2 separate regions of the Homo sapiens genome follow, and region 2 is linked to region 1. A link is a loop called in an ENCODE intact Hi-C map of the cell type or tissue named here. Cell type or tissue: chondrocyte. All regions are shown on one strand. Each heading gives the region's core, and the rest is flanking DNA. Links, peaks and the distances in the headings are about the cores only.

Evidence for each region. Peaks named below come from ENCODE experiments on the same cell type or tissue, not always from the same donor. Only the 100,000 strongest peaks of a DNase experiment are listed, where the experiment ranks them.
Region 2: it touches region 1 in a loop (6-fold over the local background); 25 of 110 quality-filtered maps call a loop at or near these places.

The regions. Positions count from the first base shown.
Region 1 is chr11:6,525,039-6,537,206 of GRCh38, reverse strand. DNHD1 (dynein heavy chain domain 1) reads right to left here. Exons shown (of 43, transcript NM_144666.3): 11 at 8,420-8,685; 12 at 8,086-8,329; 13 at 4,023-4,180; 14 at 3,034-3,526. Among named protein-coding and RNA genes, the nearest start is that of DNHD1, 34 kb to the right of the region's middle. In chondrocyte, for the core only: CTCF peaks have their summits at 5,481 and 5,743; no DNase peak of the experiment used is centred there.
Region 2 is chr11:6,749,686-6,761,853 of GRCh38, reverse strand. It overlaps the pseudogene GVINP2. Among named protein-coding and RNA genes, the nearest start is that of OR2AG2, 16 kb to the left of the region's middle. In chondrocyte, for the core only: CTCF peaks have their summits at 4,074, 4,281 (motif pointing right), 6,088, 6,325 (motif pointing left) and 2 weaker places; no DNase peak of the experiment used is centred there.

The sequences.
Region 1 (12,168 bases), core at 846-8,845:
TACTTATAGTCAGTTGTGAGATAAGTGTCAATAGGAATTTATAATTAACAATAATTATAATATCGAGGTTTGCAATTTACTTAAAAGACAACAGATATCTCATTAACTTGAACTCCAGTTTACTTTCTTGAGTGGGACAAAAAGTGATAGAGTCACACCCAAATGCTGGGCCTCATGCATCTTACACATGTGCACATCATCCATTTTGGAGATCTCAGAGTATTAAAAAGCTGGAATCACTAGGCTATCAAAGCTCTGATCTGACAAAAAGTAAAATGACAGTAAATCTAAACTCTTCCAGTCTTTGTCTAAACTCAAAGATATGGCTAGAGTCCCATACAATCTTTGACAGCAGTTGTTTCAACATCAAATATTAGACAAATAAACAACTTCATCTGTAAGAAAGAGCAGAGATATCATCTCCAAACACATGAAAAGATAAAGACAAACTGGGGATTAAGAGCAAATGTCCTTTGACAGACATTTTGTGATATCTACTTGATAATTTCCATGCATTTTAAAACTTTTTATCTGAAAATGAGTTCCAATCTTCAAAGTTGTAGGAAAAAGTAGTAAAAAAAAATTGTGTACCTTCTATCTTCCATAGGTATAGATATATATCTATACTGTTTATCTTTGCCTTTTGTTGACATTTTACCCATTTGCTTTATCATTTGCATTCACATGCTCTGTGCATGGGCATGTGTATGCACATATACACACACACAATTTTTTTTTCTGAACTATTTAAGGGCAAGTTACATAAATACTCAAGTATGCATTTCCTAAGAGTAGGGATATTCTTTTATATAACCACAGTGCAATTCCAAATTTCATATATTATATTGATACAATATTTTAATCTACTGTCCATATTTCAGTTTTGTCAGTTGACCTAATAATGTCCTAGATTGCATTTTTTGCCTCAATTATAGCATCTGGTCCAGGGTCAAGCACTGCATTTGTCATGTCTCTTAGTTTCTTTTAATCTGGAACATTTCCATAGCCTTTCTTTCTTTTGTAACAGACATCTTTGAAGTATACAGTCCCCTTTTGCCATTTTTTTTGTTCATAGAAAGTTCCTCATGTTGTGTTTTTATGGTTTTTAAAAATGATACTCATTCTCAGCTGGACTACTACATAAGTGATATTGTATCCTTCCTTCTCCAGTATCACATCTGAAGGCAGATCATGTCCCTATGTCCTTCATTGGTGATGTTAATTTTTAATCACCTGGTCAAATTATTGTCTGATTTCTCCACTAATTGTTGTTTCTTTTTCTTTCTTTCTTTTTTTTTACAACAAATAAGTGATCTCTGGGAGAAACTCTCAAAGACAGTGCAAATATTCTGCTCCTCATCAAATTTGCCCTAGATTTGGCATCTGTTGATCCTTATCTGATCTGGTAATTACCATGATGGTTGCAAAATAATAATTTTCCCACTCCAGCCTTCCTTCCACATTTATGCCAGTCAGCTCCTGGCATTTTACTGTAAGCATGAGTCCTCATTTCTCTCTCATTATCTATTTATTATTACTACGCATAATAAATGCCTTTACTTCAATAGCTTAGAATTTATTATTGTACTTACTTTGGTGATCAAATTGTTCCAGATTTAGCCAGTTGGTATCCCTTCTGAATCCTTGTGATATGCTCCCATCACTTTTTTAAACACTTTAATACTTTCTTACTTTCTGGTATAAAATGACACTTTAGGTTCATCTTGTACCTACCCTGCCACAGCCCTGGAATCATCCATTTCTCTAAGGAGCTCTGGTTCCTTTTAATGGGGAATGGTGTTTGTTAGAAACTAAGACCTGAGCACAATGTGGCTTCTTGCTACTGGGGTTTCTTTGCTTCATGTCCTCTTCAGCAGATAGAGATAGCAAATGTGTGCACATGTATATACACATAAACACACAGTTACATGCGTATACATGTGTACATAAGCATGCATACACATGCAAAATGTGTGTTTTAAAATGCAATAGAAATACAAAGTGATACCATAGGAAATGGAAGCTTATAAAACAAGCTCACAACATTTTTCCAGAACTCAGAGAAAAAGAATAAAGGAATGACTGATGATAAAGAAGATAAAAGCAATGAGTGAGAGAGATTCAGTAAATCCAACATACATATAAGAATTCTGGAAGGAAGGCCAGGCGCAGTGGCTTACACCTGTAATCCCAGTGCTTTGGGAGGCTGTGGCAGAAGGACTGCCTGAGTCCAGGAGTTCAAGACCAGCCTGAGCAACAAAGTGAGTCCTCATCTCTACAAAAAATACAAAAATTAGCCAGGCATGGTGGCACACACCTGTAGTCCCAGCTACTCAGGAGGCTGAGATGGGAGGATTGCTTGAGCCTGGGAGGCTGAGGCTGCAGTGAGCTGTGATCATGACACTGCACTCTAGCCTGAGATCCTGTCTCCATTGTTTGGTAATGGCTCTTATATTTGCTCTGGTCTCCTTCCAGAGCCCACAGAGTTCTTTAAGAACAGAAGGGAACCAGCTTACCTGCACCACTGTATGAAAGAATTGAGACCAATAGTTCTGTCCTGGCCTCCTCCTGTGTATTAGTGAGGCCCTCAGTAGCCTCCTCTCTATACCACACTGGCTGGAGGAAGTGATCTGCTAGAGCATCAAGACCTACTCTTGTTCGGGGCCTGCTGCCTGGTGTAGGACTGTGTTGAACAGGGCTACAAAAAGGCTACGTTCTATAAGGAGAACTTACATTTCTCCCACACATGCTTTTAGCCCCTGACCCCATCACATTCTGATGGAACATTCACTTGTTTGCCTTCCTTACCAGACTGTGAGCCCCCATACCCCCACCCTAAGCACAACACCTGCCATGGTCAATATATGATGTTTTTGTCCTGAAATTTTCATTTATAAAAGACACCAGTGAAGGTGTGTGATTCCCAAGGCTTGCTTGGGGTCATACAGGACACAGAACCCTGAGTTCCAACTCTTACTTCAGTTGAAGGGTCTATCACAGAGTGATAATGGAGGGTGCAGGGATCCTCAGTACCAGTGAAGATGGCATAGGCGTGGTGCAGTTCACTGAGGTCGCTGACTGTGTTCTGGAACTGACGCTCTAGGGAGACGAGCTGGTGCTCAGTACTCCTCTGATCTTGTGTGGGGTCCATAAAGGGACCGGAGAGGGCCTTCGCAAGCAGGCCTTCCAGCTCTGCCAATGCTGCTGCCATCAGCTGCTGCAGCTTGGGCATAATGGCATGTCGCTTGCTGAGCAGGAACTCTGAAGCCTGGCTTTTCTCAAACTGAAATGCCTCCCACATATCCAGAAGCTGTGGGGCAAGCAGAGGGCAGTGGAGTAGATGTGGTTGTGGGGGAGGAGGGCAGGGAGGGATGGGTGACTCCCCGAATTGCCTTCTCACCGAGATGTCCAGTGCTTCATTCTCAGCACTAAAGAGGCTAAAGTGGTTGCGGATGAGTTCGTGGAGTGCCCGTACGTATTCCATTCGCTCCTCCAGCTCGACGTACTGTTCATTGGCTTCATTCAACTGCAGGAATTACAGCATGAGACCGGCAGCCCCACAACCCCATGTACCTCTTTGGTCCCATCCCCAAGGGGAACTCCCACCTTTTGGAGTGAAGTCTCCAGACCCAGTTGCAGCCTTGTAATCAACTGGAATCAGGGGCAATCTCTCCTGAGGGATCTCTCCAGAGGGATCAAATCTCTCTCTGACCCAGATCTCTCTGGTGAAGGGTCCACTTCTCACCCACCACCCCATTACCTTGATGACAAGGCAACAATTTTCTATCTGACTGTCACAGAGAGCACAACTCTCTCATCACACCAGGGCCTCCCTGTGACATGAGGAACCTGAGGGCCACATGGACAGGGTAAGAATTAGCAAGGGTAGATCTCTTAGGCGAGCACAGTTTAAGAGCATCAAGCTCTGCTGGGGGCTCAGCAGAGACCTGAAGAGAGTGTGCTGAGCTTTTGAGCAGGATGGGCCCTGAATAAACTGGGAAGGATGGATGGGGAGAGCCCACCTTCTGGGTGCACTGTGCAATGGCATGAATATCTGAGTTGATGGTTCGGAAGATATGCATGAAATCTGTGAGCTCTGTCATGAGTTGTTGACTGAGGTTCCAGCACTCATTTTGCACGTGTGCAAGAATGTCCTTCCTTATGCTGTTCAGCTTGGATTCTGGAGACAGGAGAGTAAGGTGTGAGGGGACGCATAAAAAAGAAGGGGTGCTGGGGACAGTGCTGTGGTCCAGAGTGGGAGTAGGCTGAATGGCAGGTCAGACCATGAATTATCTCATTTAATGCTTGTTGAATCCCTGCTCAATGTCCAGTCAGCTGCTATGCACTGGGGACTGTGCTCTATACTGGTAGACGAGAGCAAATGAATGAGACAGAAAGTTTCCCCACCCTGAAAAGCTCACAATATGAGGCAGAGACAGACATACAAATGAGCAATCACAAATCAGTGTGATAAATCCACTGTGAGTGCCTGGAGCCTTCAGCCAGTATAGCTAAGAGGTGGGGGTGCCGGGGGGTATCCTGAGAAGGCTGGGCAAGGCCCCTTCAGAGAAGGGAACACTGGAGTTGGATGTGTTGAGTATTAATTCTCCAAAAAGATGAAACAGTGTGTGCAACAGTATGGAAATGACATGTTTGTGAATAGCAGAGTATCCTAGCAGACATAAAAGTATTCTGGTTTTGGAGTCTTACTGCCCTTGCTCTAGAAGAAGGGGACCAAGAAGGTAGTATGATCTGCCTTTTGTTTTTAAGGATTAAAGTAAAGAAAGTCTCAGGTGGATAAGGGGCTAGAAAGTAATCCTGGAAGCTGCCCTTGGCAGTATGAACAACTTTATTATCTCAGAGGGCAGGGATAACACCCATATGATACCTCATAAAATCTAAGATCCCGTTGTAAGAAGCACCATTATTTTATATACCACTAACAAAGAAAAAAAACTGATGCCATCTAAACTCTAACACATCTTCAATCATGAGACACCTTTAAAGTTCAGAGATGTTAAAATATGCACAGAATAGGAAAAATACAATATAGAAATATGGTACACCAAATAGAGTATAGAGTGCTTTCTACATACCAGACACTATTTCAAGTACTTTAATTATATTTTATCCTCACAAATTCCCTTTGAAGTAAATACTATTATTTTACAGATAAGCAAACTGAAGCTCAGAGAGGTTATGTCACTTGATCAACATCACACAGTGGCAGAGCAAGGATTCAGACTCAGGCAGCATGGCTCCACTTCATTATATTTTAAATATAAACATGTTTATGTTATAAATATAAATGTAAACATAAAAATATATGTTTATAAAAAGTATTTAAAAATATTTTTTATGTTATGTGCAAAGTAAACTGACCGATCCTCTATTAGCATCTCTGCAACTAGTAAGTAAAATAGTGAGTTTGGGGGACAGATAATTGAGACATACTGGGTATGTCACTTTCAGAGACTTGGAGGAAGTAACCAAGATGACTGGGTACTAAGACCTGATAATAAGAAAACCTGCTGAGAGGAAGCCTATTGAGGGACAACCTATATCAAACAGAACATGAAGATCTAAACTCATCCTTTTTCACACTGTCCCTTTGGAACATAACAGTAACTAGGCCATTGCAATGCTGCCACATTTGTTTGCTTGTTTGTTTGTTTGTTTGTTTATGGTGCTGCTTTTGGACCAGTAGCAACAGGCAGATGAAGGCAGATGGGAGCTCAACAGTGACACCGTATGGTATAAAGGAGCAATGCATTGATAAAATACCAGGACTCCTTGGGATTAGAAGCTGGAGATGGATAAAAACAGATTTAAGAGATACTTAGGGGGCAGAAGAATGACAAGGATTTGGAGACAGGTTGGATGTAGTAAGGTCAAGGAGAGGGAGGAGTAAAGGGTGACCCCAAGTTTCTGGTGAAGCTAATTCGTCAGAGTGTATAATTACGCCATTTGTTGTTCAAGGGAGTTCAGGAAGAAGAGAAACGACAGAGTTAAGTCAGAGGGTTAGATAAAATTAGATCAGCAAGAAGGATGAGAGTAGATACAAGGGGATAAGGTGAAATGAAAAAAATATTAAGCACCTACTGCATGCCACACTCAATGCTAAGAGTATTGCAAATAATATCTTAGTCATCCTTACTATAACCCTGTGAGTGACTGTGTTATCATGCCCAGCTTACAAATAAAGAAACTAAAACACAGTAATCTGAAGTTACAAAGCAAGTGAAAAACAGACAGGGTTCTAAATCCAGTGCTCATTTCTCTCCACCTGCTCCTCTTAAAGAGACTAGTTGGTCCTGGATTGAGGATCAGGAAGCTAACAAACTAGAACAACAATAAGCTTTCTCAGCAGCAGTGAAGTAAAGCCTGACCAAAACACGGCCAGAGAGAAGACAAAACAATCAAACGTCCTCCCGGTTCCTGCCTTGCCCGCCTGAACCCCCTGTACAAGAGGAGGGAGTTTTAGTGGCCCACTGGATACCTAATGATACATGTGCTTTCATCTGTTGAGAGCCAAGACAGGGAAGGCGAAGCAAGCAGGGCATACAAGCAAACTCTTTCCAGGCCCCAGTGGCTTCTAACCTTCATAAAGAAAGCAGGCCTGGGAAGCCACGGGTCCAACAGGATCTAGTCTTCACAGGAAGTAGATACTATTGGCTATTGCCATCCTTGAGGCTAGGTGAGGAAAGAGAACAACCTCCATATTTCCTAAAAGAACAAATCACTGGCTTCCAAATCTACCCCGCTGTGAGCCTCTCTGTGGCGAACTCCTAGGCTGAGGCACTAGCTAGTACACAATAGCATGAGATATCCTTCCCATGGGAAGGAAGAAAGAAAAGAGGGTAAAAGACTAGGTCATAAGCCAGATTTCTCAGAGACCCAGGGATAGCAACAATTGGGCGTTCAATTAGCAGGGGTAGAAGTGGCAAGAGGAGGGAACCTGAGATGGGTTGAGGAGAAAATAGGTAGTAGAATGGTCTTGAGCCCCACTTTCCACATAGAACTTTGGGAAAGACCACCTTTTAGGGTGTCCCTTGCTAACATGAAACAGTCACAGCAGAGTAGAAATCATACTGTTATGTGTTGTAGTAAAAAGAGGGGCGGATATAATGCTTACCAGTTTCCCACAACTCCCAAATGGCAGGGGATATAGATGATAGCAGAGAATTGATAGCCAGTGGCCTAGATGAAGTTCCTGTGTTGAGGGGCTAGGGACCCTGAAGCAAAAGCCATGGGGGTAGCCAGCCTAAGACAGAGACTGGATGAAGGATTCACTAAAACCCCAAGGATCAGCTATGCCAGCAAATGTTAAGACAAGGACAGGTCAGCAAAGACAGACACTCCAGGTCCCTATTAGTCCAAGAAAACACATCGCAGCTCTACCAGCCCAGGACACAGCAGCACCAGAAGCAGCAATGTCAGGAGGGCAGAGACCAGGCAAGGATGTATCACACCTCAGAAGCCAGCCCACCGGCCTTCCCCAGTACAGGTGGCACCTTGGGAAGGAAAAGGGAGGAAAAGACATTTGAAAGTAAAAACAACCCAGAACTACAGTATAAATTTTCAATTGCCCAGATATCCCAAATAGACTGAATCAGACCAAAAGTGACTGCTTTAAATGAAAGGAGCTTTCTTTAATTGGAAAGGTTACATTCTTTCACTACCAGTAGAAGTTAGGACTACAGAGTAAGACAAGCTCAGTTAGAGAGTAGCTTTTTACATATGCAAATCGTAGTATAAATTTCACTCAGCTACATGCAGAGAGAAAGCACCCTAGATTCCCAAGAATCTCTGTAAAGACACTGAGCTTAGTAGCCCAAGCACAGGAACATGATTCCTAAGGAATACAGGGTATGAGCAGAGCCAAAACAGAGAGGCCGGCCTTTGCAGTGAGCATAGCTTTGATGGCAAAGGAAAGGGCCTGGGACCTCGGGCTTTGGAAGGCTTCATAGGTCCAATAAGAGGCCTGCACCGAAGGTCTCCGGAGGACATTCCAGGACCAAGGCAGGCCATGTGAATAGACATACAGAAAAGGGAAGGAGGAGAGGGAAGAGAAGCAGTACTCACCCATCTCTGCCTGTACATCATGGCAGCTAAGTAGCAGCAACCCGCCTTTTGTGAGCAACTCGATAGGCATACTGGAGACACGGGCCTGCCAAACATTCAGGCGGCTCACCAGCGTCACGTAGTTCTTGATGGGACCACCTCTCATGTCTTCCAGCTTCTGAGGCCCCCAGGATTGCAGGAATTCATAAATGCCTGTTATCCAATGATGTTCCCTGCAGAATTCCTGCACCTTGCACAGCACGCCCTAAGGGCAGACAAGGTGTTTAGGGCAGAGGCATGCGGCTATAATGGGAATTGGTGGGCAGCGCCCTATCCCTTAAACCACTGTTCTCACCTCCAGCAGCACCTGTTGTATATTCAGTGCCTGCTGGATCTTAGGGTTGTTGTCCAGGTCTTCCTCCAGCTGCTTATAATTGTGGGGGAAGTATTGGCCCCGCAGCCGACATCCACGGACCTCCAAGATACCAGCAATTGGGTGAGACTTCCAGGGCCACACCAATCCCACATTCGGGCCACAGAAGATGCTCACAGCATCGCTGGGCTGGCCCTGGAACTTGGGCATCAGAAATTCGTCTTTTGAGTCCTCCTCTTCATCTTCTTCTAGTGGAGCACAGGCCATAATTGTCCGTGAGTACCCTCCAGAGCCCACAAACAATCTTCCTTTCTCCTTGCCCTCAGTGTGTGTACACACACACACACACACACACACACACACACCCATTCGCTGCTCATGAGTGAGTTAACACATACATCTATATCACAAACGTAAAATACTAGACCCATGGAGGGGATTTATTAGTTAGGGTTCATGTGCAAATAACATAATTTACTCTAGCTAGTCTAAGCAGGGAGGGACTTATTACAGAATATTAAATGGGTTGCAGAATAATAGGAGAGCTAAAATACAAAACCACTCAAGGTTGAGCATCTAGGGCTGTGTTCTGCCTGGCAAAATGGGATATCACTGTCACACCATCAACTACAGAACACACTGCCTCTGCTATGATCCACAGAACGGATGGCATACGCCCTGACTCTTTCCCCCTCTTAATTCAATTCTGAATCAAAGTCTTTTGTAGATCTAACTGGTGGATCCTAAATTGTATATGACACCTAGCTGCAGGCGAGTCTGGGAAGTGTAGTTTGTAGTCTCTGGCATCTGCAGAACAGAGGAGTTGCTGGGAATGAATATTGAACATGCCAGTCCTCAGTTATCTGTCTTAGAGAATATTCTTGAACCTAGCCACTCATTAACTCTTTAGGAACTGGTTAATTGACAAGTTTAGTATTTGTGTTAAAACTTCGCACAAAATAAAGGAAAGAATTAAAATGTTCAGAATAAGAGCCATACTATCCACACCCAAACCCTGTAGTACTCCTAGCTGATCTCTTCTCTTCTCCAACTGTACTCACTCTCTAGGAAATCTCATCCAGCTTTATGGCTGTAAGTACCATATATTTGCTCCCAGATTTATCTGTAGCCCAGATCTCTCACTTAACTCCAATCCCATTTAAAGAACTGCCTAATTCACTTCTCTATCTGGATGTCTAACATGCACCTCAAATTTAACAGAGCCAAAATGAACTCTAATTCCTCCCCGCCAAAACTGCAGTCTTCCAACTTCAGTAAATGGAAACTCTGTTCTTCCAGTTTCTCCAGTCAAAATCTTTATAGTCACCTTTGACTCTTTTTCACATACAACACATCCCATTTAAAAATCCTGTTGTCGTTACTTTAAAAATATATCCAGAATCCACCAATTCTCACCACATTGACCACCACCTGCCCTCCTCCCCCAGCCCAAGTCACCATCATCTCTTACTGCATTATTGCAAAAGCCTTCTAACTTTTCTACCTGCATTGGCCCTTGCCTCCTATACTTTACAGTCTCTGCTCCATATAAGAAAAAGAATCATCCTTTAAAAAAAATGCCAGAAGGGATTCTGAGAAGATGATGGCAATGGCAGCATCATTTTGAAATCTCCCCCAAATGCCCACGTAAAAATGACAGAACAATTAGATAATAAAACCAAAAACACAAGGATAGCATTTTTTAACAAATGAGGGCAAGGGATCCTCACAGATCCTAAAATACAAGTAGGTGGGGTCAAACCATCTGCAACCTCAAAACACACATGGCATCACCATTTGTGATGAATGATGCAGAGGGAAACAATGAAGCAACAGATGGACCTAAGAATAAGAAAACCCCCAAACAGTCATCAAGCATTTACTGGGAGGCAGAGGGCCCATTTCAGAACAGCAGGTAAAACTGGAAGGGGGTCTTACCCCCTCCAAGAACAGGTGAGGTAAGGTCTATAGAAGCTTAAGTAATCTATGCCCTGTGTACTCTTGAAACCAAACAGTCAGGGCTCCCTTTTGGGACAGAGCTCGTCATGGAGAAAATGCTGGGAGTAGAATAAGGATTGAGCAGCAATAGAGAAAAAGGAAAAGTCTAGATGAAGGTAGGGGAGGGAAACCAGAAAACCTCAGAAAGTAAGCCATCTTTTTTTAATACAGAAAAACAATAGAAAGTGAAACTTAGAGGTTAGAGAACTATTTTGAACCAAGTCTTCTTTTGAAAGTTAAGAAAAGCTAAAATTTCCAGTTTTCTATGAGCAGTAGAAAAGTATCAGCATCAAACCCCATACCAAGCTTTTATAAGAAAAAAACAAAGCGAGGCATAGAATAAATCCCCAGAGACAATGAAAGCATGTCAAAAACCAGAGCAAAACTATAGCCTATTTCAAAACAAGCTAAAAGACAATAGAAAAATGATAGAAGTCATGAGAGGACACATATCAGAATTAGAAAAACTCAGAAATTATGTGACAGAACTATGGAAAGAATTATAAATGAAAGAAAAAACAATTTCATAATGGAAATTTAACTAAAATGGGACATAAGAGCAAACAAACTCGACAGATAATTTCTCAAGAAAAATAGAAGGCAAAATAAGGGTAATTATACAACTAAAAAGGAAATAAACAATTTTAAAGATTTCAAGAGAAAGGGAAAAATATTGGGGATGGGTGATAAGGATCTAATGTATCAGTAACAAGATTCCCCCAAGAAAAAAACAAAGCAAGGGAAGAGAACAAATATTAAAAACCGTAATTCAGAAAAATTGTTCTGAAATTTAAAAAAAGATATAAAGCCACATTTTGAAAGAACATACCTGACAATCCTTCCCCAGAATGTTCAATACCAACACATATTCTAACAAAAATAACTAGATTTCAATAAAAAAGAAAAAAAATCTAGGCAAAAAGAACAAGTGATTTTGTAAAGCAAATAAAATTAGACTATCGAAGGCTTTTTGATAGCAACTCATAATGTCCTAAGAAAACATAGTAACATATTTAAGATACACAAAGGAAAAAAGTATAAACCAACAACTTTATATCCAGCAACACTAACTTTCAAAAGGTACAAATTGTTATCAACATAGAAGAACTTCAGAATTTTGTCCCTACAAGCCCTTCCTGAGGAATTTAGTAAAAAGTGACCTTCAGACAAACAAAATTACTAGAAAGACATCAACACAAGGGCTGCTAGTGGGCTTAAAGATATTGTTACTTACAGAACTAAGATTAAGTGAGGGATAGAAGGGAAAGAGTATAGTATGAAATGACGATGTAGAGAATGCTGGTGATTATCTTGCTTGCCAGGTGGACAGAGCCTACCTGAAGAATGGAACTCTGAAGGTACATTGGTTGATTACTCAATAGCTATTCCCTTCTCCCTTCCTCTATTGTTGTAGAACCATCTCCCATGAGACACTGAGAACGTCAGCCATTTGATTTCCTAGCCTATCTTACAGCTAGAGGTAGACAGATGACGCAGATTTTGATGGTGAGATGTAAAAGTGAGTCTGATGGGGAGTTTCCGGAAAAGATTCCTTTTCCTGGCAAAAAGTGAGAGTCAGACACAGAGCTCTCTTGTTAACCTTGCCTCTCCTTTTCTGCCTGATTTTGCTTGAGAATGGGATGCTTGACATTGCAGCTTGTCTTGCAACTATGAGGCAACAAGCCTGAGAATGAAAAAACAAAAAAAATGAAAACCACTTTATTGTGGCCTCC
Region 2 (12,168 bases), core at 2,829-10,828, 220 kb before region 1:
CCATGTACCTCCACATTCTAAACTGAGGTGCTACACCATTAGGGAGGACGTACATGGAGGTGATCAAGAGATGGCATACAAGCGTTAAGCCTTCAACTTTTTTAGGGTATGAAAGAGAGAGACAGTTGGAGGTTGGTGGAGAGGAATATTTGAAGTTATCTCTCAGAGTATTCTTTTACCCCTCCCTCCATAAGGAAAGAAGGAACTAATCTTAAGTTTGTTGATGAGAGATTGAAAAGTACTACTGGAGAACTTCGTGTCTCTTATCTGGAATTTGGTGAGTGCTAGAACAAGTACCTTCCTCACACATGCCCAAAGTAATTTATAGATTCAATGCTATCTCCATCAAGCTCTCATTAACTTTGTTCACAGAACTGGAAAAAACTACTTTAAATTTCATATGGAACCAAAAAAGAGGCCGCATGGCCAAGAAAATCCTAAACAAAAAGAACAAAGCTGGAGGCATCATGCTACCTGACTTTAAACTATACTGCAAGGCTAAAGTAACAAAAACAGCATGGTACTGGTACCAAAACAGATATCTAGACCAATGGAACAGAGAGGCCTCAGAAATAACACCACATGTCTACAACCATCTGATCTTTGACAAATCTGACAAAAACAAGTAATGGGGAAAGGATTCCCTGTTTAATAAAAGGTGTTGGGAAAACTAGCCATATGCGGACAACTGAAACTGGACCCCTTCCTTACACTTTATACAAAAATTAATTCAAGATGGATTAAAGACTTAAATGTTAGACCTAAAACCATAAAAACCCTAGAAGAAAACCTAGGCAATACCATTCGGGACATAGGCATGGGCAAAGACTTCATGACTAAAACACAAAAAGCAATGGCAACAAAAGCCAAAATTGACAAATGGGATCTAATTAAACTAAAGAGTTACTGCACAGCAAAAGAAACTATCATCAGAGTGAACATGCAACCTACAGAATAGGAGAAAATTTTTGCAATCTATCCATCTGACAAAGGGCTAATATACAGAATCTACAAAGAACTTAAACAAATTTACAAGAAAAAAAACAACCCCATCAAAAAGTGGATGAAGGATATGAACAGACACTTCTCAAAAGAAGACATTTATGCAGCCAACAAACGTAGGAAAAAAAGCTCATCATCACTGGTCATTAGAGAAATGCAAATCAAAACCACAATGAGATACCATCTCACCCCAGTTAGAATGGTGATCATTAAAAAGCCAGGCAACAACAGATGCTGAAGAGGATGTGGAGAAATAGGGACAATTTTACACTGTTGGTGGGAGTGTAAATTAGTTCAATGATTGTGGAATACAATGTGATGAGTCCTCAAAGATCTAGAACCAGAAATACCATTTGACCCAGCAATCCCATTACTGAGTATATACTCAAAGGATTATAAATTATTCTACTGTATAGACACGTGCACATGTATGTTTATTGCAGCACTATTCACAATAGCAAAGACTTGAAACCAACCCAAATGCCCATCAGTGATAGGCTGGATTAAGAAAATGTGGCACATATGCACCATGGAATACCATGCAGCCATGAAAACGATGTCCTTTGCAGGGACATGGATGATGCTGGAAACCATCATTCTCAGCAAACTAAGAACAGAAAACCAAACACCGCATGTTCTTACTCATAAGTGGGAGTTGAACAATGAGAACACATGGACATAGGGAGGTATCACACACTGGGGCCTGTCATGGGTGGGGGACTGGGGGAGGGATAGCATTAGGAGAAATACCTAAGGTAGGTGACGGGTTGATGGGTGCAGCAAACCACCATGGCATGTATATACCTATGTAACAAAACTGCACGTTCTGCACTGTACCCTAGAACTTAAAGTATAATAAAAAAATTTTTTTAACTGGTTGGTATTCTCTACTGAAGTTGAAGATATGTATATGCCATAACCAAGCAATTCTACTTGTTGTATATGCCTGACAGAAATGTGTGTATATGTGCACCAAAAGACATGTGCAAAACTATTTATAGCAACACTGTTTAAAATACCCCAAAGCTGAAAACAACCCACATGTTTGTTCATCAGCATAAAGGATAAATAAACTGTGATCTAGTCATACAATGCATTATACAACAAAGAAAATGAACTACGAGGCCAGGCGCAGTGGCTCACACCTGTAATTCCAGCACTTTGGGAGGCTGAGGCAGGCAGATCACACAGTCAGGAGCTCGAGATCAGCCTGGCCAACATGGTAAAACCTGTCTCTACTGAAAAAATGCAAATATTAGCTGGGCGTGGTGGCAGACGCCTGTAATCCCAGCTCTCAGGAGACTGAGGCAGGAGAATCATTTGAACCTGGGAGGCAGAGCTTGCAGTGAGCCGAGATCGTGCCATTGCAATCTATACTACAATGCTATAAACTATACTACAAGGCTAAAGTAACAAAAACAGCATGGTACTGGTACCAAAACAGATATATAGACCAATGGAACAGAGAGGAACTACAGCCTGGGTGACAAGGCGAGACTCTCAAAAAAAAAGAAAGAAAAGAAAATGAACCACAATAGCTCCATATAGTAACATGGATAAATCTTACAAACGTAATATTGAGTGAAGGAAGGCAGGCACAAAACATACATATTGTATCATTTCAATTGCCTGTCTAAGAAACATAACTGATGTATGGTGTTAAACTGCTTTTGGGGAGTGAGTGAAGGTATAGTGATTAGAAGAGGGCATAAGGAAAGAATACTGGGGTGTTGGTAATGCTCTGTAACTTGACCTGAATAGTGGTTACTGGAGTGTGTATGCCTTGTGCCAGATTCATTGAGCTGTACATATACATTCTGAGCATTTTTTAGTATTTGTATAACTGTTATATTTTAGCTTAAAAAAGTTATTAAAAAAAGATTAGCCACGTGTTTTGTAGTCATTTGACTCACTGAGGGCTAGTCTCTCTTTGAGTATGCTATTGATAAATAAATGTCCCCCAAAGATGTTCACATTCCTACTCCCCAGAACCTGTACATGGTACCTTAGATGGCAAAAAGGACTTTGTAGATGTGATTAAATTACCAATCTTGAGACAAGAAAATTATCCCGGATTATCCAGGTGGGTTCAATATAATCACAAGGGTCCTTATAAGAGGGAGGTAGCAGGGTCAGAGTTGGAACGATGCACCGAAACCCTTGAATGGCCATTGTTGGCTTTGAAGGTGGAAGGGGTCAGAAGTCTAGGAATGCAGGCAGTTTCTAGATGCAGGAAGGGCAAGGGAATGGATTTTACTGAGAGCCTTTAGAAGGAAGGAAGCCCTGCCAATACCTTGTTTTCGGCCCCATAAGACCTAATTTTGGACTTTAACCTCCAGAACTTAAGATAAATCTGTGGTTGTAAGCCACCAAATTGGTTGTAATTTGTTACAGCAGGAATAGAAAATTAACACAGTAGCTTACACATTGTGCTGGTCAGAGCACACTGCACATAATAGGTACTCTGCGAATGTGTATTGGATGAATGGACAAGCTCCCGACATGCCAGATTCTTAATTATGATGAAAGAATATTATAAATAAAGAAAGGTGTTTATGTCTGTGAGAATTCAAGACCGGTATCATGTGGTGTGAGCAGGCCGTTTTCTTCTAGTCTCTCTCCCACTGATCTTCCACATCTCAAGCTTTCCAGACTAAACACCTGGAGGTGCAGTGAACAGAGCACAGGATAAGGCTTTGACCTTATCAGACAACAAAAGTGAAGATGAAGATGTAGGTAAAAGTGTCATAATTAAAGCATCTTCTTACTCTACCGGAGACATTCATTTGTCTGGAAGGAGTTAGAATTCTTTATGAAAGAAAAGTAGAGAGAAATAAGACTGAGGTAATATTAGTCTTTTGACATCCAAATGGATTAATTATGCCATGCATCAACTTTAGGACTCAGTCACAGAAATGTAGCACATCACAGTCAAGTAGAGAGAGCCCCTGGGGTTTAACTTTACAAAGATGCCTTGAGTTTTTATGTGATTTAGATACTGAATTGAAACCTGGTGGGCTCTTATAGGCCTCCATAGCCGAATGAGTTGACTTGACAATAACAGAGTGTGGAATGCTGGACCAACTTGTAGGCTGGAGGATGTGGCAATCAACTCAGGGTTATGCAGACAGCAAAATTTTTCTTACAGCATTAGCAACTCAGAAACATTGTCCCTGTAGAAAGTGTAGACCCCATGTGAACTAGCCAGTTCAGCAGTGGTGTCCTGCAGAATGCTGAACAACTAGGTTCATAAAAAACAGTGCTCGAGAGACCAGCAGATGGAGCTGCTGCAACAGAAAAACAAGGCTGAGGCTAGAGTTCCTTCTCAGCACCAGAAGCTTGAATAAACCACACTCTTTCCACCACACATTGGGATGAGAAGCAGGGGAAGGCTTTCTTAGTAATCAAGCATCATTTTATCCAACAGAGAATGAATAATTCCTAAAAATATACTAAATTGTCAGGTTAGACTAAATGAAAATTAGATTGAACTATTAGTTTGGTTTGTTGTTTTTTTCTCCTGCTAACCAGTGGATGGGGATTTGAGACGAATATCAAATTATAGACTAAAATAAAGAGAGTAAAATGTTTCTGTACGTTATCTGAGTCATAGTATAAGCCTTAGGATCACCCCCTATTGCCCTTCTGAAGTCATTGATATTTCTCCTTGGATAAGGTTTTCAAAAGAGGAAAGAGAATCACAGAAAGAGAAAGAGTGAGAGATCACAGAAGGGCATATTAATTTACCTTTTTTTCTTCCATTCTCTCTTTCCTGTTTCTGTTTCCTATCTGTCTTTGAGTTTGGGAAGTTGGAGAGAATTTGAACTTGAATCCATAGACCTATTTCTGCTATGTAATTCTTCCTTCTCTTTGTTTTAGAGAATGCTCTTCAGGCAGGAAAGTTTCTCATGAATACCTCCATTCAGCAAACTTTACTAAAGATAAGTGTGAGACCCTGTAATAAACATAGGATATAAAAAAGAGGGAGAAGAGAAACCTGGCTATGGCCCTCACACAGGGAGCAGGGGAAATAGAGAAATCGGCATTTAAACAAGTGATTGCTGCAACAACTATAGTTGAAGAGAAAGGAGCTGAGATTAATTTTTATATTACCTATTTCAAGGCTCATGTTTGTGAAGATATCCCTGACATCCAATCAGTTATGTCTTCATCTTTTGTCAATGTTTACACCTTGCATTTCCATGCTACTTATATTTTATTCTGTCTTCTGTTCACATTCTTCTGGTATATAAAGGAATTTTATTTTATTTTATTTTATTTTTTAATTTGTATATATATATATATACACATAGTAGGTGTATATATTTATGGGGTACATGAGATATTTTAATGCAGGAACACATGATAATCACATCAGAGTAAATGGGGTACCCATCACCTCAAGCTTTCATATTTATTTGTGTTAGAAACATTCCCATTATACCGTTCGCATTCTTTCCACCAGTTTTTGCACATCCTTGGAAGAAAATCTATGTCTAATCTACTCCCTAAAGCTCTGGGTCCTGGCAAAATTGTAGACACATAGGAAATGAGTGTGAAATAATCTCACTCTCAAGCTGTGCAAAAACCTATGCTCAAAGATGTTAATTGCCGTGCTATTTATAATAGTGAAAATGTAGGAACCTGGTTGGCTGTCAGTAGTGACCTGGTTAATTACATACAAAGGGATATTATGTAGGCTTTAAAGTTAATTATTAAACTATACCAATATTTGTTGACCTAGAAAGATATCCCTAGTAGATTTTGAGTGAAAATGAGATTATAGGAGAGTATATATACTATACATTGCCATAAATGCAAAATTATACATATTTAACTATGTGTCTATATGCCTGAAAGAATTGCTATTAAAATGTTCACAGAAGGTAATTTGAATGGTGGGATTTTGTGTGCTTTTTTCTTTCTTATGTTTTCCTACATTTTCAAACATTTTTTCAGTGACTACACGTTATTTAAAAAAAAAAACAACAACAAAGATTTTCAAAAATTCCATCAAAATTTGATTCTTTTCTGTTTTCATATTTAAAACTTAAACATCACATTTCATAGTAGCTCTCAATGGGGCAATCCAAATATTTTAAGGACATTTGACAATGTTTAGAGACATTTTTGTTGTCATAACTGTGAGGAGTGCTGCTAGCATCTAGTGAGTAGAGGCCAGAGGTGCTGCTAGACATCCTATAATGCACAGAACAGTTCCCCACAATAAATTATCTGGCCCTAAATGTTAACTGTGCTGGAGTTGGGAAAATCTCAGAATTCAGTATCCTGATCTGCTCTTTATCGCCATCTGTTGGTGAAAGACATGTCTGCAACTTCCACGCAGTTTTAGCCAGAAGCCAAACTTAGGGCCTCGGAAATAAGATGGGATGCCTAAGAATGGTAGCTATGGTTAGCATGGGAGTCAGAAAAACAGCAAATTAATTCGTCACTGTGACTGTCTATGATGCTCTTACTAAGACCAGTAGTTGCTTTGACACTGCCAATCTGTATCTATAAAATGATACATCATGATTTCCATTTTTTAGCCTTATTGGAACTCCAGAGACCAAGAAAAGCTACAAGCTGAGGCAGAAAAGGCTGCGGGTAAATTTTATGGACTTAACCTGGCTGATATAAGGGGGTAATCTCTACTTGCACACATAGGTGCCTCCCCAGTACATAGGATGATAAAGCTTTAGCTCTGCCAGGAACAATTTCAGACTGGAACACATGGGACCAAGGCAAGGCTCCTTGTTTTGGCTCAATTTAACTACTACGTCCATCTCACACCTCCTCCTAAGGAATATATTTGCAAGGCCTAGGCTTCCACCTTTAACCCCACCCCTCCTACCCCCAATTCCAAGGCCATGTGAGAAAAAAAATCTATTCTAGCTCTGCTCATCAGTTTTATCTCCTTTATTTTTATTTGCCAGTTTTATGTTGTCTATTGATCACTTACTAATGAGTTGCCCATCTAGCAACTATGTCTCATGCTTCTCTCTACTACTCTCAATAGGGCTGTGGGCCACTGCTTGATGTATGAGGGGACTCAACTCCGGAGATGGGGCTCAGACACTGGACCAAATAGAGGACTAGCTAAAACAGGGACTGGGCAGGAGCAGCTTTTGATAAGACATTCCCACCAGTGTGCCATGATAGTTCACCTGTGCCATGGCAACATCTGGGAGTTACCACCCCTTTCTATGGCAATGCTACCTTCAGCACACTGTCTGTGGGGTAGCCCTGCTCTGCAAAGGCAGTCACAAAGCTGTAACACCACCAGAGCTGTAACACTCCTGCTTCAAAAAGGCTGTTTTCTTCTACCCTACCACCGGCTCACCATTGAAAAAATAAAAAATAAAAACATCCAACTGCCCATTTGTAGCTCATAATCCACTTTTGTAACACGTTGCTATCTATATTTTGTAGAAAGTGGGAAACTAAAAGGAAAAAGTAATTAAGCATTTGCTAAACTTAGGCTAACTGAAATCCCCTGTAGAGACCCTTAATAGACATTGGGACAAAAATAAGCATCCCAAAAGACTCACCACTAGGGTGTCTTTTAGACAGTTGGAGTTGGAGTAAATTCAAATTATTAGACAAATTGAAAAGGAAAAAAACTCATTTACTATTGCAATAACGTTTGAATTCAATAAAAATTGGCAAACCAACAGATTTGGCCTAGGCATGCTTCTTTACATTATAATGATACTGTACAAGTAGATTTGCTTTGTAAAAAGGAAGGAAAATGGGAAGAAGTTCCTTAATGTGCAGGCTTTTATAACCCTCTACCAGGATTCTAACTTAAGGGCTACCTGTAGAACATGTCTGGTTCATGATACCCCCAGGCACCCAGAAGACATGCCAGATATCCTAGATGACCTCTCCTAGCTACTACTCCTAGGAGACCTGTGGCCCTCTTCAGATCCCCCACCAGTTCTCTAGTGCAAGGTTCCACCTTAAGGTCGTCAGGCACCCCTCCCACTTATCCAACAAGCCCTGGCCCGTATCCTCTACTGCCTGAAGAAGTAAACCTAACCAGTACCACCAGGAACGGGGCCCCATATCAGCCCCCAGAATTGAAAATGTTTTCATTGCAGTGGGTAGCTGATGGAGATGGAGGAGTGGCCGGAGTGTATGTGCCTTTTTCTATGCCTGATTTGGCTTTGTGCAAGCAAAAATATGGTCAGTTTTTGGAGGATCCAGGCAAACATGTAGAGGAGTTTGTTAAGTTGACCATGTCTTTTTATTTAACTGTGCAAATATTATCCACTTCTTGTACTGTAGAGGAAAAACAAAGAATTCTAGGTATTGCTCATGAACATGCAGATGGGGTGGCTGCACTAAAACAGGCCTTGCCATTTTATGTGGGAGTAGAAGCAGTTCCAGATCTAGATCTTCAATGGGATTATCGGAGAGGATGTCAAGATCTTGAACACAGAAATCATGTGCTAATTTGTTTAATAGGTGGTATAAAAGAGCATGAGGTTAAACCAGTTAATTATGATAAGGTGAAAGAAATAACCCAAAAGAAAGATGAAAATCCCATTTCATTTCAGGGCCATTTGGTTGAAGCATTCAGGAAATATACTAATACAGACCCAGACTCCCCAGAAGGGTAAGCTCTCCTGGGTGCACATTTTACTACTCAGTTTGCCCCTGACATTAGGAAGAAGCTACAAAAAGTATCAATGGGATCCCAAACCCCCATGAGCCAACTTTTAGATATTGCCTTTGGAGTTTACAATAATAGGGACAGTGCAGAGGAAGAGGCAAACACCAAAAGAACTGGCCAATAAGCACAATTGTTAGTGGCTGTTTTAGGCACTACTGCCTCAGGATTACCCACCTCAAGGAAGTGTGGTGAGACTGGCATCTGGGATGCTCAGATGAGAGCCCCCACTCACCAGCCTCTAGGCCAACATCATTGCACCTTCTGTAATTAAGAAAGCCACTGGAAGAAGGACTGCCCCAGGCTTAAGAGGGAGTCTGAAACACCCATACTTATAATGGCCAAGAAAGCAGACGCCTGAAAAGGCCTGAGGTCTTCTATGGGTCCCACTAGACACCTTACCATCGCCATGAAGGAGCCTCAGTAACCCCTGATAGAGCAGGCAAGAATACTGAGTTCTTATTGGACACAGGAGGTGACTACTTAGTTTTAACCTATTTCTCAGGGCCACTGTCTTACCACTCTTGTCCAGCAACAGGAATTGATGGCCAACGAAAAATTAGGAGAGCTGCCCTCCTCCTTGGTTACACCATTGAGGACCATACATTTTCCCTCAGTTTTACTTATGCCTGAGTGTCCTAGCCCTCTACTGGAGGGAGACTTACTTTCCCAATTACAGGATACAGTTCAATTTAGGGTGCCTCATAAGAAGGCAACAGGCCAGGAAGCGATGTTTCTCCTAGCTCTAAGTGCTTGCCTTAACACAGATAAGGAGAAGACCTCCCTTGCATCACACATTGCTTCTTGAGTAGACCCCTCTATTTGGGACATGGAAGTTCCCTGAAGAGCTGTTAATGTACTCCCAAGTCCAGGTTATTTAAAAACCCAATGTTAATTTCCCATGGGAAAAAAAAAACAATATTTTTTGATACCTGAGTCTCAGAGGGGCATCCAGCCCTGAATAGCAAAGTTCCTAAAGTAGGGGTTATTATAGTCCTGTCAGTCTCCATGTAACACTCCTATTTTGCCTGTAAAGAAACCAAATGGGGAATATAGATTTGTTCGGGTCTAAGGACAGTTAATGAGGAAGTAGTCCTAGTTCACCCAATAATTCCTGATCCTTATACAATATTGATTTAAGTCCCTGAAGACACTCATTGGTTCACAGTGTTAGACTTAAAGGATGATTTATTTTGTATACCTTTATACCCAGGCTCCCAGTATATTTTTGCTTTCAAATGAACTGATCCAGACACTCATGCTGAACCTCAGCTTACCTGGACAGTCCTTCCCCAAGGTTTTAAGGACAACTCCCATCCCTCTGGCAATGCATAGGATAAGGAATTAAGGGAACTATAGTTAACTAATGAGGCCCTCTTACAATATGTAGATGACCTATTAGTTTCGAGCCCTACCAGGGAAGACTCTGAAAGAAACACCATCCAGTTTCTTAATTTTCTGGAAAAGTAAGGGGATTGGATATCCCCTCATAAGGTCCAGAACTCTGTTTAGAAGGTTAAATATGTGGGGTATGTGCTCACTCCTGGGACAAGGACTTTGGCCCAGGAACAAAAAGAGACCATTTTGGCACTCCAGCCCCTTCAAACTAAGAGACAGTTAAGAGCCTTTTGGGGAATGGCCAGATTCTGCCAGATCTGGATTCCCAGGATTGGGCTTATGGCAAAACCACTCTATAAAGCTCTAAAAGACAGTGATCACAAGCCTTTGAATTGGGATGGAACCTGCCAATAGTCATTCTTAACCCAAAGAAAACCAGGAACCGCTCCTGTTTTGGCACTCCATAACTTAGAAAAACCTTTCACCCTCTATGTGGCTGAAAAACAAGGGATGGCTTTGGGCGCCCTAACTCAAAGGCTCGGGATTATCCCTAGACCAATGACTTATTTTTCTAAACACCTAGACCAGGAAGTCCCAAACTTTCCCACATTTTTCTGTCTTCTTCTGAGCCCTCCAAACTGTTCCAACCTCTGCCTGTTACACCGTTCCAAAATCGTTTCCACATTTTCAGGTATCTTTTCAGCAACACCACACTCTACTGGTACCAGTTTACCGTACTATTCTGTTTTCACACTGCTGATAAAGACACACCCAAGACTGGGCAATTTACAAAAGAAAGAGGTTTATTGGACTTACTGTTCCACATGACTGGGGGGGCCTCACAATCATAGTGGAAAGGAAGGAGGAGGAAGTCACATGTTACGTGGATGGCCACAGGCAAAGAGAGAGCTTGCACAGAGAAACTCTGGTTTTTAAAGCCATCAGATCTCATAAGACCCATTCACTCTCACTAGAACAGCATGGGAAAGATCAGCCCCCATGATTCAATCATCTCCCACCAGGTCTCTCCCACAACACGTGGGAATTATGGGAGCTATAAGATGAGATTTGGGTGGGGACGCAGAGCCAAACCATACCAGTTCTAATTGTAAAGAGGAGTTATTTTGGGATTGTTCAGGTACACTGACTCTTTTTTTTTTTTTTTTTTTGAAACAGAGTCTCACTCTGTCCCCCAGGCTGGAGTGCAGTGGCGCAATCTCGCCTCACTGCAAGCTCCACCTCCTGGGTTCAAGCCATTCTCCTGCCTCAGCCTCCCAAGTAGCTGGGACTACAGGAGCCTGCCATCATGCCCAGCTAATTTTTTTGTATTTTTAGTAAAGATGGGGTTTCACTGTGTGAGCCAGAATGGCCTCGATCTCCTGACCTCATGATCCGCCTGCCTTGGCCTCCCAAAGTGCTGGGATTACAGGCACGAGCCACCGTGCGCGGCCTACACTGACTCTTTTATTCAGACACTAGGGCTCTTTTGTGGTCATTGAGTATCATTGTTTTTTTCAAATCTTCAAGGATGTCCTTCTTTTGGATTTTGGCCCATGAGTTAGGGATTTTACCATTACCTGTAATTTTTTTTCCTGATATTTATATTCTAGCTTTGATCTGAAGTGAGAAAGAAACCATTTCCAAGATGGCTGGGTGGAGGAATCTGGAGGGATGCTCCCCGTGGCATAATCCACTCCTGCCTTTTGATACTTATATGGGATTTTTCCATCATTGCTCAAAACCAATAAACAATCACTTGCTACAAAACTAGTAGAGCAAGCCATGACAGAATGGCCTGTTTTATACTATTCCTCTCCATAGACAGCCTGAGGACAGGGGAAGGGAACACCATGGTCTCCTTCGTGTGTAGGAATTGTGTTTGTACAAATTGCTTCACAGCAGGGACACTGTTTCCAGCAGCCACAGAGATGTTCAGAGAGCATTTTCTCAGTTTTAGAAACCATTACTTCCATAGGCATACTTGAATAATGCTGTTCTATTCTCCTCATTGTGAGATCCAAAGCCGCACTCATGTCTTCTCTGAGAAACTCAGTATCTTTTATCTCCTGGTGTTTAATCCTTGTCAAGTCTCTCTGTGGAAAGATCAAGTTGCTCTCCAGGCGATCACAGAATAAATCCAACCACCAGAAGCA